Regions from separate parts of the Mus musculus genome. Here region 1 is linked to region 2. The links are chromatin loops, found by intact Hi-C in ENCODE. Cell type or tissue: heart. All regions are shown on one strand. Each heading gives the region's core, and the rest is flanking DNA. Links, peaks and the distances in the headings are about the cores only.

What was found. Hi-C counts contacts between places; a loop is a spot of excess contacts. Peaks named below come from ENCODE experiments on the same cell type or tissue, not always from the same donor. Only the 100,000 strongest peaks of a DNase experiment are listed, where the experiment ranks them.
Region 1: a loop joins it to region 2, with 6 times the contacts of the local background. A loop is called at or near these places in 3 of 42 quality-filtered maps.

What each region holds. Positions count from the first base shown.
Region 1 is chr7:41,625,197-41,641,238 of GRCm38, reverse strand. It overlaps Zfp788 (zinc finger protein 788), which reads right to left and starts at 7,708. Exons shown (of 6, transcript NM_023363.3): 1 at 7,545-7,708; 2 at 6,529-6,559. Gm51480 (a long non-coding RNA gene) reads left to right here and starts at 8,226. Exons shown (of 3, transcript XR_003946761.1): 1 at 8,226-8,314. In heart, for the core only: a CTCF peak has its summit at 8,260; DNase peaks (open chromatin) are centred at 7,718 and 8,268; H3K4me3 peaks cover 2,125 bases; H3K27ac peaks cover 1,930 bases.
Region 2 is chr7:43,298,518-43,314,559 of GRCm38, reverse strand. It overlaps Zfp715 (zinc finger protein 715), which reads left to right and starts at 1,260. Exons shown (of 5, transcript NM_027264.4): 1 at 1,260-1,456; 2 at 3,375-3,529; 3 at 12,823-12,949; 4 at 13,295-13,390; 5 at 14,384-16,042. The coding sequence starts at 3,395. In heart, for the core only: a CTCF peak has its summit at 9,100; DNase peaks (open chromatin) are centred at 5,299 and 9,149; H3K4me3 peaks cover 646 bases; H3K27ac peaks cover 1,207 bases.

The DNA.
Region 1 (16,042 bases), core at 3,421-11,420, 1.7 Mb after region 2:
AACTGAAGCTGACTGTAGCACCACCCCCAGCCCCAGCATGTTGAGTTGGCTGAAAAGTGCACTATCCCCTGAGATCCATTGTCCTGCCCAGGCTGCCCATCTGAGACCAGCTACACCAAGAACATCTGGGTCCCCTAACAATTGAAGCAGGGTTATCTCTGTTGTCTGCCACTGGATCCCCTCCCCCTTTCTGGATTACCTATCTGAACCTCAGTGGGAGATGTCCTAGTCCTGCTGGGCCTACATGTCCCAGGGTGGTGTAGTATCCAAGAGGGGGTGCTCATTCTCTGAGGGAAAAGGGAATAGGTAATCATGGGAGGGATGGAGGGTGCTGAGATCAAAATATAAAAAGAAATGTATATATATATATATATATATATATATATATGTGAGAAATATATATAAGTGTGTGTGTGTGTATATATATAAATATATATATATATATATATATATATATGGAAATAATCAAACACAGGGCTAAGATGAATGATTTAGAAACAAAAGAACAATGCAGAGATGGTTCTTTAAGAAAATCAACAAGATAGACAAACCCTTAGCCAAACTAACTAAAAGGCAGACAGTCTCCAATTCACAAAAGCAGAAATGAAAAGGGAGACAGAACAACAGACACCGAGGAAATCCAAAGAATCATTCAGTCTTACTTTGAAAACCTATACTCCACAAACTTGGTAAATCTGAATGAAATGGGTGATTTTCTAGATAGATATCATAAAAGGAAGACAGGTCTTTGGTCAGGAGAATAAGAGTACCTGCATTTATTTCCCTTTTAGAACCACCAAACAAGTTCTCAAAGAAAATCTAAAATAAATGAATGGTTTTCTAGACAGATAACACCAATGTTAAATCAAGATCAGATAAGCTATCTAAACAGTCCTATTACCCCTAAGAAAATAGAAGTAGATATTAAAAGTCTCACAACCAAAAAAAGTCTAGGGGCAGATAGTTTTAGTGCAGAATTCTACCAGACTTTCGCTAGAGTGTTAATACCAATACTCCTCAAACTATTCCATAAAATAGAAAGAAAAGGAACATTTTTGCCAAACTCATTCTATGAGGCCACAGTCACCCTGAAAAACAACATAAAAAAATCAACAAAGAAAGATGATTTTAGATCAATTTCTACTATAAACACTGATGGAAATGTACTCAATAGTGGCAAACTGATTCTAAGAACACATAAAAAACTTCATCCACCATAATCAAGTCGGCTTCATTCCAGGGATACAGGTATAGTTTAATATATGAAAATTGATCAATGTAATCCACTATAAAAAGAAAGTGAAAGAAAAGTTACATGACTATCTCATTAGATGTTGAAAAAGCCTTTGACAAAATCTAAAACACCTACATCTAAAACTCTTGGAGAAACATATAAAAAGGACACATGCTCCACTTTGTTCATAGCAGCATTATTTATAATAGCCAGAAGCTGTAAAGACCCCATATGTCCCTCAAGAGAGGAATAGATACCGAAAATGTGATACATTTTGTCTTAGTCAGGGTTTCTATTCCTGGATAAAACATCATGACCAAGAAGCAAGTTGGAGACAAAAGGGTTTATTCCGCTTACATTTCCACACTGCTGTTATCACCAAAGGATGCAGGACTGGAACTCAAGCAGGTCAGGAAGCAGGAGCTGATGCAGAGGCCATGGAGGGATGTTACTTACTGGCTTGCCTCTCCTGGCTTGCTCAGCCTGCTCTCTTATAGAACCAAGACAACCAGCCCAGAGATGGCACCACCCACAATGGGGCCTCCTCCCTTGATCACTAATTGAGAAAATGCCTTACAGATGGATCTTGTGGCGGCATTTCCCCAACTGAAACTCCTTTCTCTGTGATAACTCCAGCCTGTGTCAAGTTGACACAAAACCAGCCAGTACACATTTATACAATGGAATACTACTCAGCTATTAAAAACAATAATTCATAAAATTCTTAGCCAAATGGATGGAACTAGAAAATATCATCCTAAGTGAGGTAACCCAGTCACAAAAGAACACACATGGTATGCACTCACTGATAAGTAGATAGATATTAGCCCAGAAGCTCAGAATACCCAAATACAATTCACAGATCACATGAAGCTGAAGAAGAAGGAAGACCAAAGTATGGGTACTTCAGTCCTTCTTAGAAGGGGAACAAAATACTCATGTGAGGAGATGCCGAGACAAAGTGTGGAGCAGAGACTGAAGGAAAGGCCATCCAGAGACTGCACCATCTGGGGATAAATCCCATATACAGTCACCAAACCCAGACACTATTGTGGATGCCAACAAATGCTTACTGACAGAAGCCTGATATAGCTGTCTCCTGAGAGGCTCTGCCAGTGCCTGACAAATACAAAGGTGGATGTTCTCAGCCAACCATTGGACTGAACACAAGTTCCCCAATGAAGGAGCTAGAGAAAGGACTAAAGGAGCTAAAGGAGCTTGCAGCCCCATAGAAGGAACAACAGTATGAACTAACCAGTACCCCCAGAGCTCCCAGGGATTAAACCACCAACCAGAGTACACATGGAGAGATCTATGGCTCCAGCTGCATATGTAGCACAGGATGGCCTTGTTGGACATCAATGGGAGAAGAAGCCCTTGGTCCTGTGAAGACTCTATGCCCCAGTGTAGGGGAATGCCATGGCCAGGAAGCGGGAGTGGGTGGGTTGGTGAACAGGGGGAAGGGGGATAGGTTGGGGGTTTTTCGGAGCAGAAACCAGGAAAGGGGATAACATTTGAAACGTAAATAAAGAAAATATCGAATAATTTAAAAGTAAAAAAATAAAAGTCTTGGAGAAATCAGGGATACAAAGTGCATACCTAAACATAACAAAAGCAATTTATGCAAACCAACAGCCAACATCAAATTAAAGGAAGAGAAACAGAGCAATTCGCCTTAGATGAGGGTCAAGACAAGGCTGTCCACTCTCTCCCTATCCATTCATCATAGAACTAGAAGTTATACCTGGAGCAATAAAACAAGTAAAGGAGATAAGGGTTACAAACCGGAAAGGAAGAAGTGAAAATATTGCTTTTTGCAGATGATATGATAGTATATAAGTGATCCCAAAATTTCTACCAGAGAAATCCTTCAGGTGATAAACACATTTAGCAAAGTGGTTCAATACAAAATTAACTCAAAATCAGTAGCCCTTCTTTATACAAATGAGAAAAGAAATTATGGAAATAACACCCTTTACAATAGCCACAAATAATATAAAATACCTTGGTGTAACTCTAACCAAGCAAGTGAAAGATCTATATGAGAAGAACTTCAAGTCTCTGAAGATAGAAATTAAGGAAGACATCCAAAGATGGAAAGATCTCCCAAGTTCATGGATCTGTAGAATTAACATAGTAAAAATAGCCATCTCACCAAAAGCAATCTACATATTCTATGCAATTCCCATCAAAATTCCAATACAATTTTTTTACAGACCTTAAAAATGCAATTCTCAACTTCATATGGAAAAACAAAACCCCAGGATACCTAAAACAATCCTGTACAATAAGAGAATTTCTGAAGGCATCACCATCCCTGATTTCAAACTACACTACAGAGCAATACTAATTAAAATGCATGGTATTCACATAAACACAGACAGGCTGATTGATAGAATTGAAGACCCAAAAATAAACCTATATACTTATGAACTATGAATGCTTGATAGTTGACAAAGGAGCCAAAACCTTACATTGGAAAAATGAAAGCATCTTCAACAAATGGTCCTGATTTAACTAGATGTCTGCTTGTAAAAGAATGCAAATAGCCTCAAGTGGTGATTTGAATATGCTTGGCCCATGGTAAGTGGCACTATTAGGATTTTGGCCTTATTGAAAGAAGTATGCCCTTATACAGGAAGTGTTTCACTGTGGGAATGGGGTCTGAGGTCTCTATGCCCAAGTTCCACACAGTGTGGAGAGAGAGTCTCCTCCAGGCTTCCTACAGAAGAGAGTCTTAAATCAAGATAAACTCCAGGCTCCTCCTGCATCATGTCTACCTGCATGCTACCATACTTCCTACCATGATGATAATGGATGGAACTTCAGAAACTGTAAGTCAGCCCCAATAAAATGTTTCCTTTTATGAGAGTTGCCTTGGTCATGATGTCTCTTCGTAGCAATGGAAACACCAATTAAGACAATGCATAGCTATCATCCTGCAAAAAACTCAACTCCAAGTGGATCAAAGACTTCAACATAAAATCAAACACACTAAAAATCTAATAGAAGAGAAAGTGGGGAACTGCCTTGAATACAGTAGACAAATTCCTGAACAGAGCACTAATAGCTCAGGTACTAAGATCAACAATTAATAAGTGGGACCTCATGAAACTGGACAGTTTTTGTAAGGCTAAAGATACCATCAATAGGACAAAATAGAAGCCTACATTATGGGAAAATATCTTTACTAATCCTACATCCAATAGAGGCCTAATATTCAAAATATATATATATATATATATATATATATATATACTCAAGAAATTAGATACCACCAAACCAAATAACCCAATTAAAATTGAGGTACAGAACTCAATAGAGAATTCTCAACAGAGGAATCTTGAATGGCCATGAAACACTTAAACAAATGTTCAATGTCCTTAGTTATCAAAAAAAGCAAATCAAAGACTCCGAGATTCCATCTTATAAGCAGTCAGAATGGCTAAGACCAAAAACTGAAGTGTCAGCACCTGCTGGTGTGGATGTGTAGCAAGGAGAACATGCCTTCATTGCTGGTTGGAGTACAGACTTGTACTACCACTGGAAATCAATTTGGTGGTTTCTCAGAAAACTGGGAATACTTCTACCTCAAGACCTGGCTATCCTACTCCTGGGCATATACCCAAAAGATGCTCCATTATACCACAAGGATCCTTGCTTAACCGTGTTCATAACAGCTTTATTAATCTAGATGCCCCTCAACTGAAGATTGGATTTTAAAAAAATGTAGTACATCTACTATTCAGCTACTAAAAGCAAGAGCATCATGAAAACTGCAGGCAATGGATGAAACTTGAAAAATATTATTCTGAGTGAGGTAACCCAGACCCAGAAAGACATGTACTCACTTATAATTAATTGGACATTAACTGTAAAGTACAGGATACCTATGCTACAATCCACAAAACCAAAGAAACTAACAGGGCATGCCCAAGAAGGAATGCATGAAGAAGAAACAAAATAGTCACTGGAGGTGGATAAAAAAGAGGGAACTGGGTGGGAAAGGAGGTGAAGAGAGCAGTGGAGATGGGGATCAGGTATGGCTGGAGGTAGGCAGGAGAGTGCTGGGCAAAGAAATGGAAATGGTTCTAAGACATCTCTGGGACTAACTATAGACATGGATGGAGGAGGCTTCAGGGAGTCTATGGGGGTGACCCTAGCTGAGGTTCTTTTCTACCAGTGAAGGATATGGAGATTAAAGTGGTCACCTAGTGTGGCCAGGCAGGACTTCTAGTGGAGGGAGGTGGACATCACCCCATCGACAAAATCTTCAACCCAGTTTGTTCTCCCTACAAAAGATGCAGGGATAAAAATGGAGCCGAGTCTGAGGGAACCAATGACTACCCCAACTTGAGACCCAACCCAAATGGGACACAACCCTGACACTATTAGTGAATGCTCAGCTATGCTTGTAGACAGGAGTCACATGCAGATTTAAACAGATGCAGACACCCATAGCCAAACATCAGGAGGAGCTTGGAAGAGTAGGGGATAGGATTGAGCAAGAAAGAAGGATCAAGGATAACACAAGAAGACCTACAGAACCAACAGACCTGGGACCATGGGGGCCCACAGAGACTGAACCACCAACCAAAAAGCATGTAGGGGCTGGACCTATATCCCCTACACATTTGGAGCAGATGAGCAGCTTGGTCTTGATCTGAGTTCCCTAGCAGTTAGAGTGGGGGCTGTCTTTTACTTAGTTGCCTGCCCCTGGATCTCCTTCCCCTAACTGAACTGCCTGGTTGGGCCTCAGTGGGAAAGGACGTGCTTAGTTCTGCTGGGACTGGATGCCCCAGGAAGAGAGGAGGCAACGTGGGGAGGGATTTGTAAAGATGGAATTGGGTGGAGAGGGGGAGGGAGGTTTTGATCAGAATGTAAATTTAATGAATGAATTAATGAATTAATGAAAAAATAATTTTATGGTCGTGAGTCACAAGAACATGAGGAACTGTATTAAAGGCTGGCATTAGAGAAGTTAAGAGGAACTGCCACAGAGGGTTTTGGGGACTCAAGCTAGGATCTCAGACTTTCCTGTAGTTCCATTCAGCCCCACCTAGAGAAAACTGTGTAGGACAGAAAAGCTCAGTACTAGGGCTTACGGATTCAGACAGACGAGGATATGAAGGACACCTCTCTCCAGAGACCTTTACACTTGTCTCTCAGTGTCCCCTGAAGTACACGGAGGGCTGGAGAGATGACTCAGCAGTTGAGTGTGCTATTTTGGAAAACCTGAGTTTGGTTCCCAGCACTCACTTCAGTGGCTGATGACAGCATTTAACATTCATTACCTTCAAGGCCTCCGACATCCTCTTCAGGCCTCTGTGGGGAATCACACACATGTAGCATTTATACTGAGAGACACATACATATACAAAACATAAATAATCCTTAAACTAATAATTAGGGTTCTGAAGAGACGGCTTAGTGGTTTAAACCACTCGTTGCTCTTAAAGAGAACCCAAGTTTAATTTCTAGCACACACGTGGCATCTGAAAAGCATCTAAAACTGTTCTTGGAGATCCAAATCCAGTTCTGGCCTGCACATGCATTTGGTATATACACACATGCAAGCACATACTCATACACATAAAATAAAAATAAACCTTCAAAAAAGTTAAAATAGGAGAGGGCCTGGAAAGGCCCAGTAAAGGTAACTATCTCCAAGCCTGCTGCCCTGAATTCAAACCCTGGGGCCAGCACAGTGGGAAACCTATTCTCAGGAACTATCCTCTGACTTCCACAGGCACACTGGCACACTTGCCAGCCCGCAATAAATAAATATGGATTTAAAACATGGGGAGTGCTCTCCCAAAAGATTGTAAAAGGAAAAAAAAATGAATACGTTTTTTCTTTTTTTTTTCCTTTTTTTTTATTAGATATTTTCTCCATTTACATTTTAAATGCTATCCCGAAAGCCCCCCTATACCCTCCCACCCACCCACCCCGGGGGGGGGGAACCTAAATCTAAATACAGCCTGCACCATGCATTCAGAACATCAAGAACATAACACAGAAAACCTAGAGGGTCTTAAGGTTAGCAGTGTGGTGAAACGCCAACAACACTACCAGTGCTCACATACAGGGAACTGACGTCACCAACATCGAGGCACTCCTCTTGCTGGACAGAGCTCATCAAGTCGTCCCCCCCCCCCCCCAAGGCCCGCAAGGGCGTGGGGGTGGGGAGTAACTCTAAACCCACGGGGAGGGGGAATCCTGATGCCAGTACCAAAAGGCCCGCCCCAACCCCGGTGAGGATGCACCACATCGGATCCACCCCATCTGGGGACAAGGGTCCCTTGCTCACCATAGCGCGGCTTGCAGGCTCACCCGCTCTCTTCACATAATTTGCCTCATAATTTGTCACAGCGGTGCACTTCGTACAGAGCAACGTCTCCAACGCGACTACCTCAGTCTTAGAGCTTGGAAGGTGGCATGGCGGCCAAGAAATCCCGCCTCCCGCTGGCACTCGATTGGACTGCCTACTTGGAAGCTCTGATTGGCTAGCAATGTTTGAGTGATAGCATCCTTAAGCTGCACATGACTGAAGGGACCAGTACTGCTAGTCACTCCCAGCCCTGCCTTCGGCCCTATGTGCGGACCTGAATGAGCTCCAGTGAGATCTACATTTACACAGAACCTGTTTCTTCCTCCCAGAACTGGCTCGGCTGTCTTCTTGCACTTAGTTGGCACTCCTTGCTTCAGAGCACAGGGTCGCTCATGTGCACTGCCCACTACACAATTCTGCTTAAATGCAAATCTCCCTGGATCTGGAACAGGTCTGCACCCTTTAGCGAACACACAACTGGGAAGGAGTGTGGCTCTCCCTACGCCTTTAGCTCTCCTTTCCATCAAAGGGAACGTCTGTCACTCACGCCTCTTTAGCCAATCAAAGCATCGGGACATGCAGTTCCCTCAGAAAGCACGGATAGGAGGCGGGTCTTCCCTGCAGGCGGTGCTCAGTGTTCTGCTTTGCCTCTGAGGGAGAGGTACGCAATGGACAGGAGTGCAGTGCACTGTGGGCCCGCTGTGCGGAGCCATGAGGACAGCGCAGAACCCCGCCGTGGTGAAGCTTATGTAAGCGAGTAGCAGCTTACTGATCCCTGATGGAGTAGGGCAAACGACCGAGTTGGCTGTGGTCATCTTTCCCGGGATAGGGGCGGGTGACAGTGGGACAGCCAGCGTCCAGTAGTTTTCAGAAACCTGAGATTGACCCCTCCTAGTGGCCCCTGGGCAGATCTGTCTGGACGGGCCAGAAGCTTCCATTGAGGACTCTGATGCTGTGCGGGCCCTGCAGCAGTGATGATTTTAGCGGTTCTTATTGCGTATTAAAAAAAAAAAAAAAAAAAAAAAAAAAGACCGAGTCTCATTAAGTAACTTTCACTAGCTAGAACTTGGCATGTAGACCAAGCTGGCCTAGAACTCAATAGATCTGTCTGTCTACGCGTTCTGATTGTTGAATGAAGGCATGGGCAACTACTCTGACTGGAATAGGTGGAGTTTTAGAGTTGGACCATAAGGCAGCTAGTTTCTTTGTGTTTAAGTTTCTGATTATACTGTTTTGTTACTCTGTTCTTTCCCAAGTGTTAGTACACCTTTTTTATTATTGTAATGCTGGGACAAATTCAAAGATTTTTGTCTATGTTTGTGGGTGCAAACATTCATCAGTAATGGTCACTTCCTTGATGATCCGCCCACCAGTTACCTAGCAACAGCCAGGTAAGAGCCTGGCTTGATAAAAAAGCTCGCGCTCTCTCTCTCTCTCTCTCTCTCTCTCTCTCTCTCTCTCTCTCTCTCTCTCTCTCTCTCTCTCCCTCCCTCCCTCCCTCCCTCCCTCCCTCCCTCCCTCTAATGTCCCCAGCCAGCCTCTTCCCCTCTTTCTCTTTTCTTCTGTTCTTCTCTGTCCCCGTCTTCTCTGCCTCTACCGACTTCCCCAGGTTCCAAATAAACTCCCTTTCATACTAAGTTCATCCTATAGCTGATTTCTCAGAGGGAACTCTTTGGCATGGGCCTAGGCAGGCAGGCGCTCCCTTTGGTACCACTGGCTCCATTTTATAAAACACATTAAAATTAATATATGACATCTAGATTATAATTTATTCTTCTCAGATCTCTGACTACATTGACAGCTAAGCTAACTGCAGCTTAACAGCTAGATAGGGCGACCAGCCCCTTACCCCAAGGTAATCCACTACTGTATTAGCTCTTTAGTCAATTCATTAGATAGTTAAGACTACCAGATCGCTTAACAAAAAGGCAGACTGGTTGCCTTGCTCACAGGCTTCATGATAGAAGATATACAAGTTCCAGATGTAATCTTTCCAAGATGTAACCTTCTGCTACTCCCTTATCTAAAAAACTCGGTTTTCAGTGACTGTTCCCCAGTGATCAACCACCTATGTCTCATGGTCAATAGCTGTATAGAAAGATGTAGCTTTATGAAAGGTCTGAGGGTATAAGCTTAACTTATGAGGATCCAAGAAAACATTTGAGGGTAGACAGTGCCTTGAGGTCAATAATTCAAAGATATAAAAGTTGGAGGACATAAAAAAACAAAAACAAAACCTTAGAGCCTGGCAGTGGTGGTGCACGCCTTTAGTCCCAGTACTTGGGAAGCAGAGGCAGGCGGATTTCTGAGTTCGAGGCCAGCCTGGTCTACAAAGTGAGTTCCAGGACAGCCAGGGCTGCACAGAAACCCTGTCTCGAAAACAAGCAAACAAACAAACAAACAAAAACTTAGATGGTGATAGGAAAATTATTTCAGGTACAAAACGCTTCAGATTTCTTCCCCTCACTATATTAAGACTTCAAAAGTTCAGAAGACAGAAAAACCCTGTCTCAAAAATCCAAAATAATAATAATAATAATAATAATAATAAAACTAAGAGAAGGATAGCCAAGAGACTGAAGAAAGGAAACAATGTCAGCTATAACTACTCAAACACAAAGTACAAAGAACATCAAACAAGAGCATCAAAATCAAGAATAAAACATCATTTTTTAAATGGTCACAGACCTTTCAAGAATAACTTAAAGTAATAATAGCTTCAATTTTCAAATCAAATGAAACATGTCACATGATTGGATTAAGAAACAAAGCCAGGCCGGTCAGTGGTGGTACACACCTTTAATCCCAGCACTTGGGAGGTAGAGGCAGGTGGATTTCTGAGTTAGAGGCCAGCCTGGTCTACAAAGTGAGTTCCAGGACAGCCAGGGCTACACAGAGAAACCCTGTCTCGGGAAAAAAAAACAAAACAAAACAAAACAAAAACAAACAAACAAACAAGAAACAAAACCAGTCTAAGATACTCAGCTTTTTTTTTTCTTTTTTTCGAAACATATTCACTCCTTCCATTCATTCAAGTCCAGCAGTCATGACATCCACCATTTTAGTTTATTTTTTACTTCTCACTTCATTATTGTCATTACTTAATCTTTACCCTGTATCCACACAGGGGATGTCTTTTACACAAGAATAAGTTGTCCTTTACCTAGTATGTGATTTTTATATTGCAAGTCTAATCATCATTAGTAGTGATTGAAAGACAGCCTAGGATGAAGTGGGAATCATGAAGGAAATATATCCTCACCCCCAGAGACCAGGTCACTGTAGTTCTCCCACATGGCATCCTGAACAAAGCCCTCTGAGCAGTGTCCAGGCATCATCACTTTTATTGGGAGAAGTCTATGTTCTTTGAAAAGTGATGGACCCTGACTTGAAAATTAAGTTCCCATGGTGTGTGCTGGATGAGTCATTTACTTTGCTAAGGGAATGTTTGTAACTAAAGGTCTTGTTCTACTATCAGTAATCTATATAAACTATTTGAAAACTTATGCTCTAAGAGGGAAGACTCTGTGACTTATCTGTAAAGTTCCAAGAGAATCTCAGAGGAAACTTTATTGAAGATGGACCTTTCTTCAGTTATTTATAATGATTCTGTGTAGGGGTAAGACCTCTTGCTCTTTTCCCTGTCCACTGGTGTCCTTATTCAGCTCATGCTTAGCTAACATGTCGGTGGCACTTTGAGGGTGTCATTTTGGTTATTACTGGGAAACATGATTGCCTGCAAACTTCCTGATCTTCTGGCTCTTATGGTCTGGTTTTTCTGCTTCTTCTTCTGAAATGGTCTCTAAGCCTTTGATATACAAATGTTTCTCTAGGGCTGGAGAGATGCCTCAGAGGTTAAGAGCACTGATTGCTCTTCTGAAGGTCCTGAGTTCAAATTCCAGCAACCACAAGGTGGCTCACAGCCATCAGTAGTGAGAACTGTCACTTTCTTCTAGAGTGTCTGAAGACAGCTATAGAATAAATAAATCTTTAAAAAAAACCAATGTTTCTCTACATGTATCATTGATATTAGGCTCCAGAACTCTGCATGTTGATTAGTTGTGCTTTTCTGTAGTGATCCCTGTGTGTTGCAAACAGAAGTTTCCTTGATGAGTAGTAAAGATGATATTTATTTGTAGGTATAGGGCCAGATATTTACAGATTGTGGGGATTTTGCTGGTTTAATAAATTAGTGCTGTGGAGTCTCCTTCAATAACCATGACTTCACTAGCACTAGCAGTGAGCATGTTTTCCCTCTGGTTGAGTAGGTCTTAAGTCTAATTAGAGCTGTTGTTTACTGTCATGGTTTATGCGCCACTACTTTACCCTTATTTATTGTGCAATGCTGGTCATTGATGTAGCTAATAGGCATCACAGCTAGGAAAGACTTGGTTGCTTGTCTCTTTGGAAACTATTTGGTACCATAATAGCTAGTCCCAGGGTGGGAGCATTCAGCACAGTGCCAGCTCAAGAATCTCTGGGCCCTGTTTTTTGAAGTGCATGGTCTGTGTCTTTAGCAATGGGTACATCCTTTCTACTTCTCTGGCCAGATAAGTAATGCAGCAATGGGCTGTAGGTTTTGGGAGTCTCTTAGATAGCCCTAGTAAACAATTCAAAAGAACTTCTCAGGACTGCTATTAGGATTTTCATTAAGTGGTCTTCAGTTCTTGGAGAGAGGGTTCTCAGCTCAAGTAAGATACATAACTATATATGTAGCTTTATAAACAGAATTATATGAAGTTTGGTTTCAAGGCAAATAGTTAGACATCCTTACATGGTACCGTCCATCCATCCATATTCGCCTCCCTTCCCCTTCCCTTAGGAAACCTCCTTTCCTGTTTCCCCTATCACATCACTTATGCACCATGACTGTTTCAGGCACCTTTTTATTAAGTTACCGTCCTTCCTCTTCCTTCTGTATTTGCTTCCCTCAGGAAGCCTCGTTCCTATTTCCATTACCAGATCCTTTGTGCTGTGGTATTCACCTTTACATCCCACATTTACCTCACTGCACATCCCTAAAATGCTCCCAATTACCCATTGTATTTTTGCGACATGTTTTTGTTAAAAATATCACTCATAGAATGGCTAACATTAATGATACCTTTCCAGTATAAAATAGAAATTCATTACCCCAAGGTAGCAGTAAACAAACACAAGCTCTAATTTATTTACTAGTAATTGAGACAGAAAGTTAATTTAATATTATACATAATCTATAACATATACTTAAAGCTCAAATCCTATAATATCCTATAATATCTTTACATCGAAGCTATACCATACAAATATAAATATCCTGTTCCACTGAAGTACATAAATGTGCAACAATTTTGATTTTAGATGGTTATGAGAAATATTAGTTACAAGTCTTTATGTTTTAAATTATTACAAGTTTAGTCAAATGTAACATGAATTCTATACCATTATTAGTAGTTGATTTCAGAATAATTCTGTATGAAACATTAGTACATATGTAACCTATTTTCAAAAAATTGCTTAGTGGATATCATATTTATTTAGGGTTTCTATTGCTGTGAGAGACATCATAACCATAGTAACTCCTATAAAGGAAAATATTTAAGGAACACACTTACAGTTTTAGGTTTTGTCAATTATCTCCATTTGGGAAGCATGGTGGCACACAGGCAGATATGGTGTTGAAGAGGTAGCTGAGAATTCTACACATGGTTCGAGAGGAGGCAGGAAGAATGACAATGGATGGGCCTTGCTTAAGCATCTGAAACCTTAAAGTCCACCCCCAGTGACTTCTTCCAATTAAACCACACATACTCCAACAAGGCCACACCCTCTAATAATGTCACTTCCTATATATCTGTGCAGGCCACTTTCAGGCAAACCACCAGAGTGAATATACGATGTATTTCTAGGTAAAATGTTTTCAAATTCATACCAGTGTAGAGCTTCCTAGTGTGACTCTCTGATATTGAGGAAGGGTTAAATATTGGTTAAAGGCTTCTATCTATACTTCATATTTTAAAGAACATTTTTCTTGGGTGAACAAGTATGTCAGTAATTACCCTTGCTTTTGTCTCATACGTGAATTTTATAATGTGTTCTAAATTTACAGTCTTTGGTAATGTATTCAAAACATTCTTTACATTTGAAAAGACTTTTTCCAGTATGGATTCCAGGATGATTTTTAAGATTTGCAAATCAGGTAATAGATTTTGAACATTCTTTACATCTGTAAAGGTTCTCTTATGACTGGATTCTGTGATGTTTTTGAAGAGATGAGCCCTCAGCAAAAGACTTGCCACATTCTTTGCATTTTTAAGGTTTCTCTCCTGTATGGATTCTGCAGTGTCTTTGAAGATGTGAGTGCTGGGTAAAGGACTTGCCACAATCTGTGCATTTGTAAGGTTTCTCACCAGTATGGATTCTGTGATGAATTTTAAGAGCTGAGGCCATGGTAAAAGATTTGCCACATTCTTTACATTTGTAAGGTTTCTCTCCAGTGTGGATTCTGTGGTGGGCTTTAAGAGTCGAGCCCTCAGTAAAAGACTTGCCACATTCTTTACATTTGTAGGGTTTCTCTCCAGTATGAATTCTGTGGTGGGTTTTAAGAGTTGAACCCTCTGCAAAACCCTTGCCACATTCCTTACACTTGCAAGGTTTGTTTCTACTGTGTATTCTGTGGTGGGCTTGAAGATGTGAGCCCTGGGAAAAGGACTTGCCACATTCTTTACATTTATAAGATTTCTCTCCTGTGTGGGTTTTATGATGCCTTTGAAGAGAATAGCTATTAGAAAAGGACTTGCCGCAATCTGTACATATGTAAGGTTTCTCTCCAGTATGGATTCTGTAGTGGGTTTGAAGATGGGAGTGCTGAGTAAAGGACTTGCCACATTCTTTACATTTATAAGATTTCTCTCCAGTATGGGTTCTGTGATGTGTTCGAAGACAGGAGCTGCTGATAAAAGCCTTGCCACAATCTGCACATTTGTAAGGCTTATCTCCAGTATGAATTCTGCTATGAACTTGAAGATTTGATCGTTTGGCAAAGGACTTCCCACATTCTTTACATTTGTAGGGTTTTTCTCCAGTATGGATTCTGTGGTGGGATTTAAGAGTTGAGCCCTCGGCAAAAGACCTGCCACATTCTTTACATTTATAAGATTTCTCTCCAGTATGGGTTTTGTGATGTGTTCGAAGACAGGATCGGCTGGTAAAGGACTTGCCACAATCTGCACATTTGTAAGGTCTATCTCCGGTATGAATTCTGCTATGACCTTGAAGATTTGATCGTGTGGCAAAGGACTTTCCACATTCTTTACATTTGTAGGGTTTCTCTCCTGTATGGATCCTGTGGTGGGATTTAAGAGTTGAGCCCTCGGCAAAAGCCTTGCCACAATCTGTACATTTGTAAGGTTTCTCTCCAGTATGAAGCCTTAGATGAATTTGAAGAGAGTAGCCATGAGTAAAGGACTTGCCACACTCTTTACATCTGTATGGTTTCTCACCAGTGTGGATTCTCTGATGAGCTTGCAGATATGAACCTGTAGTAAAAGACCTTTTACATATTTTACATTTATAAGGTTTTTCTCCAGTATGGATTGTATAATTCTCTCTGTAGCCTGAGAACTGAGAAAAGGACTTCCCACATTCTGTAGATTTGCATGGCGTTCCTCCAGGTTGAAGCATCTTAAGTCTAGTGAGGCCTGAGGAGTTCCTGGAGTATTTCCCAGATTTCCTATATTTTTGTTGAACAAAGAATCTCGGATGCCCAACAAGTTTCGAAGGAGAGGTAATCTCCAGTTTATATACTTTATATTTTTGCGTTTTCTCTCTAGTGTGGCTTGAATCATTTTGAGTCATATTTAAATAGAAATTGAAGGATTTATCACTTCCCATAAACAGGCATGGTTTTCTTTGAATATCATTTACCTTATCCCTATCAATGCTTGGTGATTCAACAGAGACTTTGCTGTACTTATCATATCTCTGTCTGTTAAATTCTCCTCTAGCCTTAATTTCAGTACATTGACTACAATTTGAGGACTCATTTGCAATTTTATCCTGCTGGCTGCTTGTGGACAGCTTCTCTTGGCTATAGTCCTGCTGGTACAAAGATGATTGTGTATACTGACCAGAGACACCCCTACATCTATCATTATTGTAACAATTCTCCAGAGAACAATTACTTATCTGTCCTTCACTAGGAGTTACATCTTGTTTATAGGTATTCCAGGAGTCGTTACCTTGGTAAGCAATCTCTGTAAACTGACTGTTGTGGTTATTATGCAGTGCAAAGTCTGTAGTAAGGCCTTTATTATCTTCCTGGTATCTGTGGCGGTATTCAGAAATACCCAACCAATGATGGCTTCCACTTCCTACTGGATTCTCATGCACAGTCTTATGTTGATTTACATTGCAGTCCGTGTCATTAGGTAGATTTACCTGTTGAGGAAGTTGTAAAGAATTTTCAGTCAAATACGTCTCACTCTGATATCATT
Region 2 (16,042 bases), core at 4,483-12,482:
CAATACAGCTACAGTATACTCATATACATAAAATAAAGAAAGAAACCTTAAAAAAAAAGTCTTTAGATATTCCCAGATGCTTTCTGTCTTGGAAATCGAAAGTTTCTGTTAACCCATTAAAGGTTTTTTTTTTTTTCTTTCTCAAAAGCTTGCATAATTTAGGAAAATACAATTTTAAAACAATGGAGATCTATCTTGCCTAGTTTATCTTTCCACAATAGCAAAATGGGAGCTATGAGATTATATTCAGTTATGTAGCCCAGGTTGGCCTCAGACTCAGAGATCTGCCTTCCTCTGCCTCCAGAGTACTGGAATTAAAGGTATGAGCCAACTTCTTGATCAAGATTTAATTCTTTTTTTTTTTTTTTTGGCAGGATTTCTCCTGGCTGTCCTGGAACTTTCTCTATAGACTAGGCTGGCCTTGAACTCAGAGGTCTGCCTGACTCTCTCTACAGAGTGTTGGGACTAAAGACGTGTACCATCTCCACTGGGCAAGATATAAATTTTTATTTTATGTGTATGGGTGTTTTATCTGCACGAGTGTCTGTGTACCACTAGTGTGCTCGGTGTCTTTGGAGGTCAGAAGAGAGCGTCCGCTTGGAACAGGAGTTACAGATAGTTGTGAGCTGACGTGTGAGTGCTGGAATTGAGCCCTTAAGAGCAGTTTGGGCACTTACCTGTTAAGCTACCTCTCTATCATATCATCCCTTCTCCCCTGCAGAATTAGGTTTAAATAGAAAGCAAGAGGTATGTAACTAAGCAGTCTTACCAAGCAATCTTAGTTTGTGGCCCCTCGCTATCATTGTCTCCGACTGAAGTCTGTCCTGCAAAGTGGTCTAGGAAGTTGTCAGAACGGTGTGAAATCTGTTTTCCTGTGACAAGTCCCTGCTCTGACTGCCTCCTGGCTTCAGCACATCCTTTCTCCCATCATGGAATTTCTATTTCTGTGTTCCATTGTCTCAATAGTCTGTAGAGGAAGGGGCACAGAATGTCTCTTTAGACTATCATATTCCTGCCAGGCCTGTCACACCATATGGGAGACAGCTTTCAGACTTCCACTCAAAGGCGTTGCATTTAGCTGCCCGCCCACATGGAATCAAAGTTCCTGGATGGTGGCCTCCAACGTCCGGAGCTCACTCACGCCGCCACCACAGTTTCCAAGGAAACTGGAACCACCCGGTCTGCCATGCTGACTGCTGGCAGGCACACTCGGGTCAAAAGTGTTAGTGGGCATGCGCATTATTCTACTGGGCGTGGACATGTCCTGCCGGAAATCTAAAAGACACCGGAAATAGAGTGGCCGTGAAACCTTAAATGTTGTAGTCATTCGAGTGTTACTTCGCTGGCGGGTCCGCGAGGTGGTTTGGAACTTTTCCATCCGGGACTCTTCGGCTTCCGTGGGCGGAAGTCGCCGTCAGGCGTGCCGTGTGCAGAGCTCTCGGCCGGGCAGTGTGAGGTGAGTGGCGGCGGCGGCGGCGCAGGGGGTGGGAGGACGCAGTGCTGTGCCGAGCGCTGGTTTGTGCTGAAGGACTGGGCTGAGGCGGCTGCCGGGGCTCGTCAGATGGGGTGGGGGTCGCGTGGTGCGCTTTCACCCTGTTCCCGAGGGTTTCCCGTATCTTGGGTGTTTTGTCACTTCCCAATGTGCTCTCCTGTGGGTTTTCACGCAGTCGTCCATGAAAGTTGTCAGCTGAGGCCATTAGGGGGCGGGACTCAGTGAGTGGGCGCTGCACGCAGCGGGTCCCCGGGTGGGAGTCGGGAGCTTAAGGGCGAAGACTTTGAGGTGGCCTGTGCCCCACTCAAGCCGTGATTGGCGTAGGGGTCAGCAGAGGCAGCGATGGAGCCTAGGGCGGGAGTGGGATGCTTGTGAGGGCGACTCTGGTCGTTAGTGTTGGCGTGGCCAGTGACTGTGGCTTGATTCCGGTTAGCACTATGTGAAGAAAATCCCGTCGGCTTGACCAAAGTAGCAAGTGTCAAGACCACAGGTGTCGGAACTGCGAGTGCTCAGGCTCTCACGGATGAGGGAGGGAGAGAGGGAGGGAGGGAGGGGGTCCCACGCTTTGCATGCTGCCTAGTTATCTAGGCTGCTGAGCTCAAGAGATTTCTTCTAAGGTCCGTAAAAGTAGGGAATCTTGTTTTATGGGCTGCTTTTGGGTCTCCTTTTCCAACTAATTCGTTCCTACCTCTGGATGACCAGCATTATTGAAGGAATGATCCCAAATATTAAAAACACTTTCACTCTTTGGGGCACATTAGAGTCATACTTGGGAATCCTTTGGACATTATGTGCATCAGTGCTTGCCTGTCTTTGGGATCCTATACAGACGTTAAAGATCACTGGTTGGCAGTTGACCAAAATAATATTGGGCCGTTTTATTTGTACCCTAATGTTTGTGTTGATTTGGAGTGCTTAAAAAACTGTGTATTGGTCTGAGAGGAGTAAGTAGCTCATATCTTTAAATCCCAGCACTAATGGGGCCCAGGCAGTGAAAGTTAAAGGCTAGCCTGGTCTACATAGCAAGTTCAGGATAGCCAGAGCTAAATAATAGACCTTGTCTCAAATACAGACACACACACACACACACACACACTTACACATGGGAGCGGGGGAGGGGGCACACAGACAGACATGGAGTGGGGGAGTGAGGATTGGATAAGCCTGTTTTTCTTAATGTGTCTGTGTAGACGGGGAAATGTCTAGAAACTCACGCTACAATCAAAATTGGCTGTCATCCTGAGCGCTTTGTGCAACAGGAAACAGGAATGCTGTTTTTAGATGCTGACTACAGAAGGGACTGCATAGATATGGTGGCCAGGGTGTTCCTTAGAATGAAAACAGCTCGAATATGTACCCCTGTTCTTCTATTTAGTGACCTACGAGCAAATCAAGCAGAGTAGTAATGCATATGTGTAGCTAAAAAGTTTGTTTGAAATGCAATCAAAATTAAGTTGGCAACGTACTGATTTTTTGTAAGTATTTTACTTCCTTTCAGGCAGGTGCTGAGGGCTTAGTGAGCCTTCCCTAGCATGGCATTCTGGATCCCTACAATAAGCACCTATGTACTCATTTTGTAATGACTAAGTTAGTTAGCACATTGGTTTTCTACTAGTTAACATGTGAGTGCTGCAGTGTGTCCTTCCTTCCTAATGGATGGTTTTTTAATTTTTTGTTTGTTTTCTTTTGTTGTTTGTTTTAGAACCCAGACTAATAACAAGAGCAGGGCTTTTATGTATCCTCTACACTGCCTACACCTGTTCTTCCATATAGGCCCTCACCAATTCATGGTCAGATGTTTGGTTGTTGTCTTTTAGTGATTTCCGGTGTCTCTGAGACCACTGCAATCATTCAGGCCTAAGGATTTCCTTCTGTGCCACAGCTAGCCCTTCTTCAACGTCCATGACTCTTGAGGGATTTGGATTTGCTACGAAGAAAACGTCAAGAACAGAAGACAGAGGGGCCATGGCTGCAGATCCAAATTTCCAACAGAAGAGCCAGCCATTGGGTGCAGAGGAGCAGCCTGAGTCCTGTGAGGTAAGCAGGAGTGACTTCATGATTGGTTCTTCGGGTCTTCAGGGCAGACGCAGGAAGCTGCAGACTTCTGAGACCATCTTAATCTCGTTAGGAAGGGACTATATATAGCACACACTAAGTAATTACCCCTCACCCCCTTGCCCTCTCTTTCTTTGATACAGGGTCTTAATGTGAGGCTGGCCTGGAATTCTTTCATATAGCCCAGGCTGCTATCAAACTCAACTTTTTCTTTTTCTTTCCTTTCTTTTTTTTTTTTTTTTTTTTTTTTTTTTTTTTTTGCCTCAACCTCTCCAGTAGTGGGATTGTTACATGTCTATACCACTATAGATAATGTCTCATCTACTTAATGTCAAGTTCTTCTTCCTCTTGAGCCCTCTTTTTTTAGGTTTGTTCCTCTTTTACATCTTGCCATCCTCAGTTCTTTTTTCTTTTAAAGATTTTATTATGTGTGTGTGTGTGTACTCTGTAGCTGTTTCCAGACACACCAGAAGAAGGCATGATCCCATTACAGATGGTTGTGAGCCGCCCTGTGGTTGCTGGGAATTGAACTCAGGACCTCTGAAAGAGCAGTCAGTGCTCTTAACCACTGAGCCATCTCTCTAGATCCAATCCCCAGTTCTTAAAGCTTTCCTGCTGTGCCCATTCCTGTAAGAAATGATGCATCTGAGGAGGTAGAGTTTTCGTTTGTCAGTTCTTAGTCTCATGGATCTGTTTTAAGTTGCATGTTCTGTTTTAGGGAAAACAGAACAGGGTAACAAAGCAGGTATCCTGAAAATCCTGTAGTTGCAGGGAGGAGGGCGATGGAGGAGACTTAAGCCTTATATACAGGCATGAGGCCAGTGAGCCACAGTAGAAAGGGACAGCTGTGGGTGTAGCATTTTCAGAGAAACTGAGGAAGCCCAGTATTTCAGAGAAATCATGCTTAGTATGCTTTTGAACCAGCATCCGAGAAAGAGAAGGAAAAGTTAGTTTCCGTATTAGCACTCAGAAAAGCCTGAAGCTTAACAGTGAAGATCTGCAAGCACTGTTCTGAGGGAGCCTGTTAGGGTGATAATTATTCCTCCCAACTATTTACCATGTCTTCAGATGAATCTACTTTTCTGGTGGCTGTCCCCTGCCCAAGTAATGGTAGCCAGGAGTTGAATTAACTCTTCTCCGATGGGACAATAGTTTATAAAGTTCAGATCTTTGGAGCAGATCAGAATGTCCCATTTCCACCCTGAACTAGATAACAGCTGAGATTTCATTCTTTTAGACAGCAGGAAGTAGTTTTCCCTTAATGAGCCTTAATGAGCCTCAACGAGCTCCGAGACTGACACCTTTTTAAACGGTATTTTAAATCCGAAAGAGGAACAGTTGTGTTGGTCTGCGGTCTGGTTTTCCAGGGAAAGACTTTAAAGTTAGACTTTCAAAGGAAAGGGTCAGATTTCAGCCTCTCAGATTGCTAATCTCAATACCTAACTGTGTGTGCAATTCTTATCAGATCCCTCTTCCTGACAGCTGTGTCCAAAGAGACTCCAGCTGCCTGTTGGTCCATACATTTTTGCTTGATGCACAACTGTTTTGTTTTTTTTTTGAAGAGTAGTGTTACGGGTTAGATTTTCATTGTGCTAATATTTTCTCCAAGTGTTTGTATGTCCTGTTGATGGAGTTAGCAGCAGCGGAAGCAGCAGGGCTGGCTTCCTGTGTGCAGGCCCAGTCCTAATCCTCACAGGAGGCTCCTGAGCTGATGCTCTTGCCCCAGTCTAAAAAAGAGAAGTTGGGGCCCAGGTGACACAGCCAGTTGAACTCATGTGACCCAGCTGCCAGCCTGGCAGTGTGCTCCAGGGTCTGGCTGCCAATCCCATTCCCTGTCCCCTAAGTAGACTTCCTGGCCTTGGTGCTCTACACTCTGCATTGTCCTGCTAGCCCTCTATACTGTCATCTGAGAATTATTTTCCTTTCATGTGTCCAAGGCCCTTAGTCCCCAAATCACAGCTGCTTTGAATTTTTGTTGTGTCTCTTGCAGGAAGGAGCTCCTGGGGATGGGTGTATAAGCAAAAGCGCAGTAAATCACCAGACTAGACTCCTCCATGCATAGAAAGAAAAGGCTATTGGGGGGCAAACTGTAGTTGGGGGCAGGAGGAGAAGAGGAAAAAAAAAAGAGCAGGATTTATGTTAGCAGGGTGGGGTCTTTCAACTAATGCAGACTGTTCCCAAGTGACCAGGAGGCCAAGGTAGTTTTCCTTTGAGGGGGAAGATTAAAGATCGTTTCCAGTAAACAGAGACCCACTTTTAAACTAATGTTTACCCAGCCAAATTCTTTGTTTATCTCTGGGACTGCCGTTGGTAGGGCACTGCTGTGCTCTAAACTGGAGCTATTCAGGTAAATCCTAGAGACAAACACCATAGATTTAGGTGTTCACTTTTTTAACTTTTATTTCTTTTCTTTTTTTTTTTTTTTTGTCTGTTTTTTAAGACAGTGTTTCTTGGTATAGCTTTGGCTGTCCTGAACTCTCAATGTAGACCAGCTGGCCTTGAACTCAGAAATCTGCTTGTCTCCTTCCCAAGTGCTGGGACTAAAGGTGTGTGCCACCACTGCCTGGCTAGATTTAGGTGTTTAAGTAAATATCAGAGTTAATGTGCCTGTATTTGAATGTATCGTGGAAATGCTATTTCACTTTTTCTTGCATATATCTCTGGGTAGGCTTATATTGTGGGCTGGAAATCTCCTTGCTCTAAAACCTTCTGTCGTTTACTCTACCCCAAGGATGCTACCATTCAGATGTTTTACATATACATTGAGACAAGGTCTCACTGTATATCCCTGGCTGGGCTGGAACTCACTGTATAGTCCATGGTTAGCCTTCAACTCAGAGATTCACCTGCCTCTTCCTCCCAATTAAAGATGTGTACCATCATGTCTAACTAGTTTTCCATTTAAAGCATCTTATTACTTGTGTGTGTCGTATGATTATGTGATTGCCTTTTTTGTGGGCATGGAGCTCAGAGGACACTTTATAGAGTTAGTTCTTCTTTTTCCCTGTATGTGGGTTCCAGTGACCAAACTTGGGGTCAGGCTTGATAGGCAAGCACCTTTACCCACTGAGTCATCTCACTAGGCCCAATTACTGCTATTTATTGAATGAAAAATGAAATAAAAAGTGGAGGACATGACTTCTCCTAAAGTATGGGCAAGATTTTTATTGTAGATACAAGGGAGAAAGCAGGCAGAGGGAAGAGACCAGGATAAACATGGCCCACAGACTAAACCATGAGAGGAGAGAGGTAGGAGGGAGAGCAAGTTGGAAGCTGCCAGCCAGGGAAAAGAGGCCAAGAAAGTGTAGAGTTCTGTACAGATTCAGCTAGGATAAGGGAAGTGGAAGCCCTGCTGCTGGGACAGAGGTTTAGGATAGGAGGCAGGAGGCAGAACAAGAAGTGCTGGGAGGAGCCACAGGTACTGAGGAGTGCTGGGAGAGTTGGCCAGCATCTGTCTTGTTGTTTTTTAATAGATTCATTTTATGTATACGAGTACACTGTAGCTGTCTTCAGACACATCAGATCCCAGTACAGATGGTTGTGAGCCACCATGTGCTTGCTGGGAATTGAACTCAAGACCTCTAGAAGAGCAGTCAGTTAGATGGCTCTTAACTGCTGAGCCATCTCTCACTCCTCGACCATTTGTGGTTTGAGACTATTTATTTATTTAGCAAGATTCTTGCTAGATAGCCCTGGCTGTCCTGGAACTTGTTATGTAAACCAAACTGGACTCAAACTTACAGTAATTTGCCTATACCTCCCACATGCTGACATTAAAGGTGTGTTCTACCATACCTGGCTATTTATTTTTAAAGCTTTTAAAAATATTTATGTGTTGGCTGGAGAGATGGCTTAGCGTTTAAGAGCACTGATTGCTCTTCCAGAGGTCCTGAGCTCAATTTCCAGCAACCACATGGTGGCTCACAACCATCTGTAATGGAATATGATGCCCTTTTCTGGCGTGTCTGAAGACTGCAACAGTGTACTCACATATAAAATAAGTAAGTCTTTGAAAAAAATAAAGGTTAAAAAATTAAAAAAATATATTTATGTGTTTGTGCTTGCATGAGTTTGCACATGTACACTGTGTGCAAGCAGGTGCCTGAGGAGGCCAGATAGGATGTAGAATCCACTGAAACTGGAGTGAGCTACCATATGCTGGGAACTAAAACTATGACCTCTTAATTGCTGAGCTATCTCTCCAATACTTTTTATTTTTAATGTGCTGCTTCCCTCATTCTTTTGATAATTTTTAATATCATTATTTCTTTGTCACGTGTCACAAAGTGTGGATGTCAGAGGACAACTTCAGTTGGAAATCATTTCTTCCTACTCTGTGGGTCCTGGGCATAAAATTGTCAGTCTTGGTGGAGATACCTTTATCTACTGAGCTGTCTTTTAGCTCAGTTACTGTTCTTTTTTAAAGGATTCTAGGTTGCTAGCGAGATGACTCAGCAGTTAAGAACACTGCTGTTGAGCAGACGAAGCAGGTTCAGTTCCCAGTGTGGTAGCTCACAACTGTCTATCATCCAGTTCCAGGGGATCCCATGGCCTCTTCTGGCCTCCTGTGCATACGGCACACACATGGTGCATATGCATGCAGATGCAAAACACTCATAACATTTAAAAAAGTCTTTTAGGGCTGGAGAGATGGCTCAGCCATTAAAAGCACTGACTACTCTTCCAGAGGTCCTGAGTTCAATTCCCAGCAACCACATGGTGGCTCACAACCATCTGTATTGGGATCTTATGCCCTCTTCTGGTGTGTCTGAAGACAGCTACAGTATACTCATATACATAAAATAAATAAATAAATTTTTTAAATAAATCTTTTAAAAAGCAGGATTTCAATTTTTTTGTTTGTTTGTTTTTCGAGACAGGGTTTCTCTGTGTAGCCCTGGCTGTCCTGGAACTCACTTTGTAGACCAGGCTGGCCTCGAACTCAGAAATGCGCCTGCCTCTGCCTCCCGAGTGCTGGGATTAAAGGCGTGCGCCACCACCATGCCCGGCTTCAAAAATGTTTTGATGTTTGATTAGTGGCACATAGACCTGTTCTTGCACTTTTGTAGTATTTTGAAATGTGACTTTTCTGAATGGAGAGTATGAAAATTAGGCTTTCTGTGTCATTTCACTTTATCCTGTGCAATGTCTGCTGGTGTCTTCCATTCCTGTATTGTCTGGGTGTCATCAGCATGTCATGGTCCTTAACCGCTTTGTTCCCCTTCCCCAGTCACTCCCTCTCGTAGCTCAAAGTTCTCCACTCTCCTCAGTGTAAATTCCTTCCTTGTGAGAGAGGCAAGGCACAGAGTGAGAAAGTTTTCTTTTTCTTTTTGAGACAAGGTCTCACTGGGTAGCCCTTGCTGGGCCAGACTTAGTTCTGTAGACCAGGTTGTCCCCGAATTCACAGAAATCTGCCTGCCTCTTCCTTCAGAGTGGCTGTATTACTTGTAAAAGCTTAGTCCATATAAAATTGAATGAGCAAGGGACTTGTTTGTGTGGTTCAGGAAACAGGAAAAGCTAAGCTTCCTCCATGGCTCCCTCCACCGGAATGTCTAAAATTAGCCACACTAAAAATATCAAGTGTAGATGTGCCTGTGTCCCAAGGAAGCAGAGGAATGCTCTTGGAGCCACTGCTGAGAGTATCACTTAGGCCAGTTTGGAAAACTGCAGTCAAGTTTGTGAGGTGTGTTGTGTGACACCCAGCATTTCCACTGCTGGGGTAAATGCAGCGAGGTAGATAGAGCTGTGCAGGCTCAGCAGTCTTACTGATCACTGCTGGTCAGCTCATTGAGAGCAGGGCATTTGCTTGCAGATTTAATTTATATGTTCATAATATATGCTTGAGGTTACACTCTAGTGTCCATTTACTTTTTGAGCATCTACTTACCTGGTCTTTCTGCTCCTCACTCTTAGTCGTCTTTGTTTCTTGGTAGGGTCTTATATAGTCCAAACTAGCCTCAAACCCCCTGTGCAGTTCACAGTTGTCTTGAATCCCTCATCCTTCTGCCTCCACCTTCCAGGGCTTGGGATTATAGGCATAGACCACCACATATGGCTTTTTTTCTTTATTTTTTATTGCTGTTTGCTTACATTTTAGTATTTGTAAGGGACTTTGTTGATTTTCCTTTATGATATCTTTTTTACTTGTTTTTATTGTTTACATTATTTTACTGTTCATTTTTACTCTTTATAGTTATCAGTGTTTGTTCCTTCTGAGTTTTTTGATATGTTAACTTTTTTCTTTATTCACTTAAAAAAAATTCTCAAACTAGCTGTAGAGCTGAGGCCAGCTCTGAACTCTTGTGTTTTTGAGTCAAAGGCTCCCCATGCTTCTCCCAGTTATTAAGGCTTTGAAGTCTTAGCATATTGGTTATCTGAAGGCTCCACTGTCATGAGCTGATCATCTGTTAAAGGTAGCTGTGAATTTTGGAGGTGCATGCATTCTCGGGAGCTTGTTTTGGTTTTGGTACAGGTTTTCTCTCTCTTGTTCTGGCTGTGCTGAAACTTACTATGTAGATCCAGCTGGCCTCAAACTCAGAGGTCCATCTGCCAACTGCCTTAGAAGTGCTGAAATCCAAACTGTGTACCACTAAGCCCAGCTGTGCAGGCATTCCATCCACAGGATGAAATATATTGAAAATTGTTGACTCCTCCAAAGGAAACTTCTCATGGTAATATAATTAATTGATATTTTCCCTATTAGGCATTCCAATGGAATATTTCTGGAATTATCCATTGTAGTCACAGTGATATGCCTGACATGTTAATGTAAGGAATTTTAATACAGAATATATTTTACACAGAGAAGCAGCATGTAAGTGACAGTGCTTTGCCTGTTGGCGGGTGTCACTTGTGTCAGACTAGAAGATCTGTCAAAAGTACTTGCAGCTCAGAAAGAAATAGCACGTGCTCAGTTATGCCTGTGGGGACCTGAAGGGTGTCAGTGTTGTATTATTAAGATGTTCATACATAAGTAAAAGTAGAATGAATTGTGTTTCTAACCCCTTCTTTGAGTAACTTCAGCATATTCCCATCCTGCTCATCCCTTTCCATTGCTAGGTTATTGGGTAACCAAATACTAAAGGCTATCCTTTTCTTTGTGTGTTGGAATTTATCCCAGAGATGATCACCTTTTTATATAACCATAAGTTATTTTTAACATCACTGTTCCTGCTTATACTATCATATGCATAGTCTCCCTCAAAAGGTCCAGCCAAGTGCCCACACATATAGAGTCACTAAAAAGTATTTTAGTCTTTTAATCTCTTATTTTTTCTCCTGTGTTAATTACTTCTTAAGAACTTGTTATTCTAAAGAATAACTTGGGTTATCCTTTAGATTGTGACAGGTTTTAGATTTGGCTCAGTTACTTTTTGTTGGTGTCACTTACATGCACTCTGGTCCTTATAGTTCTGGTAAGCTGGTGTCTAATATAAACATGTACTGTCTAGTGTGATGGTGACACATGGCAATAGCTGCTGTTGGCTGAGGGAGACTCAGAGCAACACTGTGCACTGTGTAACTTGAGTCCATATCAGAGGGGTATTTCATTTTGTATGTATGATGAGTGTTTTTGCTTTTATGTTAATGTGCACAGTGTGTGTGCCTAATGCTTTTAGGAACCAGATGAGACCATCAGATCCCCTTAAACTGGAGTTACAGATGGTTGTGAGGCACCATGTAGGTGCTAGAAATTGAACCAGGTACTCTGTAAGAACAAGTGTTCTAAACTGCTAGGTCATCTTTCCAGCCCTGTTTTTTGTTTTTGTTTTCCCTCTTCTGCCTTTTATAGTCCAAGATCTCATACCCTAAGAATGGTCTCTTCTGTAATTAGGACAGGTCTTCCCACATTAAGTTAACAATTAACAGTGACCATCACAAGCTATAGTCAGGTAGACCAAGGATCCTGAGTTGACCTGTAGAAAATAGTTTCAAGAGGTGTCCATATGAACTTAATTTGGAGTTTCTGAAGCCAAGGGCCATAAAGACACCCAAAACCTGTGAGAGCTTTGGAAGATGGAGTCAAGCTTACATTTATTAGCACTAGCTATATGTAAGATTTTGTGGTCTTTGAAATTACCATGTTCAAGTGATGTAATCTGTGTCTAAGGTTGGTGTATTTATTTTTGAGTATTCTTTTCGAGGTGGTATGAGAAGTCTTATGAGGTACATTGTACAAGTGTACAGAGAGCAAGGAGTGTTAAGATAAATTGCAGGTACATTTCTTACTTTTCTCACCTGGGCAAAATACTTAATGGAAACATCTTGAGAAATTATTACACAGAGCTAGAAGGATAACTGCAGTTTTAGACCATCCTGATTTATATAACAAGTTCTGGGCCAGTGAGTTCCAGGCCAGTCGGGCCACAGAATGAAACTCTGTTTGAAGAGAAGAGGAGGGAAGGAGAGAGAGAATTGTTGATTTTTGTACTAGGGATCAGGAGGTAGGAAGCTTGTTTTCATAGTTGATCGGTAAGCAGCTACATGTATAACTAAGAAGACCTTATTACAAGAGAGGGTTCTTGGTTACTTCTGCTTTAGTATACAACCTCAAGAGAAAAAATTAAAGTTAAGGACAATGACCAATCTCTGTATCTTCATCTTTGAAGGGGATTAGGGTAGTTTAGACTGGTCCTCTTTGAGTACTATGTGCTAATCTGTAGAGGAAGGTAGGTGACCCAGAGTCAAGAAGACAGATCCAGAATGAAGTCAGAGATGTCAGGTTTCATCTGGCATTTAGTTTCCAAGCAAGAAGTCAATACTTAAAGCAGCTTCTAAATGCCAATTTCATAATGTTGCATCCAGTGGATCCAGCATAACTAACCTGGGATATTGTTGCTTAATGTTGTGCTGTGTGTTCTTTCTTAGACTATTAAAAAGAAATCCTTTTCTAATGTACTTAAGAAATGTGATTGTGCCCGGGCATGGTGGCGCATGCCTTTAATCCCAGCACTTGGGAGGCAGAGGCAGGCAGATTTCTGAGTTCGAGGCCAGCCTGGTCTACAAAGTGAGTTCCAGGACAGCCAGGGCTACACAGAGAAAACCTGTCTCGAAACCCCCCAACCCCCCCAAAAAAGAAAGAAAGAAATGTGGTTGTGTATGATGGATGGAAGGATTGGTTCCTTTATAAGCATTCTCTATCTCCCCAAATTAATGAAAAGTAGATATTTTGTGAAAAATATGTGAAATATCATTAAAAACTTAACCTTATATATATAACTTTTCCATTTGCCAATGACGAGTCATTCACAGTGAACTGTGGTACATTGTTACAGAGATGGATGTCCTTTGAGGATGTAACTGTGAACTTCAGCCAGGAGGAGTGGCAGCATCTGGACTCCGCCCAGAGATGCCTGTACCAGGAGGTGATGCTGGAGATCTACAGCCACCTCTTGGCAGTGGGTGAGCACGGCTGGCTGGGGACCCAGGGTGGACCTTATTGAGGAAAGATGTTCTTCCTTCTCTTTCCAAAGCATAGTGAGGTATCAGAAGTGTAATCTCTGTCAGTCTCTGTCTCTCTTCCTTCCTCCCTTCCCCGTCCCCTCTGTGCATGTGTATGTGTGTGCGTGCATGCGTGTGTATTTACTTCATTTGTCCTGGTGCTTCATTTCTTTTGTTCACCTACTAGGATTTATACAAAATAAGAGTGTTGACTTGGTTTTCCCAATGAGGTAGTGCAAAGCTTCATTGCATCATCTCTAAAAGATAAGAAACTACCCCAAAACCCAATATCCTTTTGATTAACAGGGTATTCCATTCCCAGTCCTGGAGTCATCTTTAGGATGGAAAAAGGAAAGGAGGCACAGACAGCAAAGGCTGAATTCCCAGGCCAGAGATGTCAAGGTGAGCCATTGCTTCCCAAGTCGGGTAGATTTCATGATGCCTTTGTCAGTTGTCTCACCAAGTCCTCAGTGGTGGTCACTATTAGGTTGTTTTCTCCTTGGAGTTTTTATTTTTATAATAAATTCAGTCCATTTATCATTGATGTGAGGCGATGTGAGACTTTCTGAAAGATGAGTTTGTGGGATGAGCTTGTCTGTCCATGGAGAGGAGTAAACCTAAGTGGACTACCTCAGGCATTTTCTTCTTACAGTGACCGGTTATATTCCCATGCGTATGTGCACAAGAATTATTTGCACATCTTGTTTGTGAACACCTGGCAAGTTGGTTAATATATTGCTCAAGTAATGGGGAAAGAACTGGTTGTAATTTGTGTCTTCTACTATCTGACTTTTGAATTAGTATATTGTCTTTTGGGTTCTTACTGTCATTTGTGTTGTGTCTATGATTTGCTTTCTGTGTTTGTCTCTGATTTCATTGATTTTCTTTCCTAGACTGGTTCATTTTTTCCAGTTAGTTGTGGCACCTTAGGCTTGGTGTTAATAGGTTTGCCTTGAAGGCTCTGTTTATTCTGAACAAGCAGTTCTCATTGTTGTATTATGATAGACTTCTTAGTCCTTGAGCTTACAGTCTCTCATGCCTTGTTTAGATATGTGAGCACAGTTCCTCTAAGATGGTCCCTTTCCTTCATTTTTGGAGATCAGAAATTGGGATCTTCTTCATTCAAATCAGAAAGGCCTTTTGTTTGACTAATCATTTTTTTCTCTTATGGGCCTCTGAACTATTTTCTCTTGATACTTTATTTTGTTATCTTGCAATTCCTACTTGTTTTTCTTTTTGAATACACAATTTTTTTTCTACTAATTGTTAGTTAGCACCATCAACATCATTAGAACCTGATTTAGGCATTAATGTTCAATCTCAGTCCATCTGTATGATTTATTCATCCTCCATCCTATTCACTCTGCTTATTCCTCCATCTCTTTCTGTTTGTAGAAAAATCAGGAAATGATACCTTACCACAGAAAGCATCTGGGAAAACATCAGTTTATAGCAATGTGGCAAGTGAAGTGACAAGAGATGGTTCATGGTGTTCCCTTTTACAAGAACTATGGCAGGGTGCTGACATTACAAAGAGAGGTCAACAAAACCAGATTCTACTCTTCCCTCCTGGTTCTTTCCTCAAGAAAACTCTGAGCAAAAATAGTGATCATGAATATCAAAAGCCCAGGGAAACCATTCCTTTGGGACCCTACCTCATTTCAACACAAGAGGGTCTTCCACAATATCACTCACTTCCAAAAAGTTTGGATGTAAGCCTAGGAGCAAATGGTCATAATGAAAGAGATCAGCTCATTGACATTGTTGCATCCAGTCAACTCCTTATACCAGGCTCCTGTAATGCTAACTGTGTGGTTACTCATGGAGGAGAAGAATCATACAGAAGTACTGGGAATGGAGATGTTCTCAGCCATAAACAACCACTGATCTATGGAAACCGTTTTCAGGTGAAAGCAGATCAAAGTTCTCAGTGCCAGGAGGTACTCTATGCCATATCTTTGCATAAACCTGAGATCACTCTCACTGTGGACAGACCTATTGTTTCCTACAATGGTGGAAAGGCTTTCCTTTATGTGTCAGATTCACTGAGCCATCCATTCCAGCTGAAGGTGGACCGTGTAGTTCATACTGGAGGAGACCCTTACAAGTGTAGCAGCTGTGAGAAATCCTTTTGTAATGCAGCTGCACTCCAACAGCACGAGCAAATTCACACAGAAGAGAAACTGTATGTGTGTACTCTGTGTGGAAAAGCCTTCAGTGATGGGTCAGCTTTCTATGAACATGAATTGATTCACAAGAATCACACACCTTTTATCTGTGACATTTGTGGGAAGGCCTTCTTACGTAAATCAGAGTTGACATCCCATAAACAATGTCACAATGGAGAGAAGCCTTACAAATGCAATGACTGTGAGAAGTCATTTAAATTTCCATCCCAACTGAAGGTGCATCATCAGATTCATACGGGTGAGAAGCCTTATGAATGCCGTGAATGTGGGAAGTCATTCAGTAAAACAGCCAAACTCAAGGTGCATCAACGGATTCACACAGGGGAGAAACCTTATGTGTGTTCTCAATGTGGAAAGGCCTTCAATCAGAAATCAATACTAGACCGGCATGAGAAGCTTCACCCTGGGGAGAAGCCTTACAAATGCAATGACTGTGGGAAGTCATTTAATTACCCATCCCAACTGAAGGTGCATTGCCATAGTCACACAGGGGAGAAGCCTTACAAGTGCCATGAGTGTGGGAAATCATTTAACTTTCCATGTGAACTAAAGGTGCATTATCAGAATCACACGGGAGAGAAGCCGTACAAATGCCGTGAATGTTGGAAACTGTTCAGTAAAATGTCCCAACTGAAGGCACATTATCGAGTTCACACAGGAGAAAGACCTTATAAGTGCAGCCACTGTGGGAAAGCCTTCTCTACTAAGGAACAAGTCCAAGAGCATGAGCGAATCCACACAGGAGAGAAACCCTTTGTGTGCACTGAATGTGGAAAAGCCTTCAGTAGCAGGTCATCTTTTCGTAAGCATCAGTTAATTCACACTAAAGAGAAACCTTTTGTCTCTCAGAAATGTGAGACAGGCC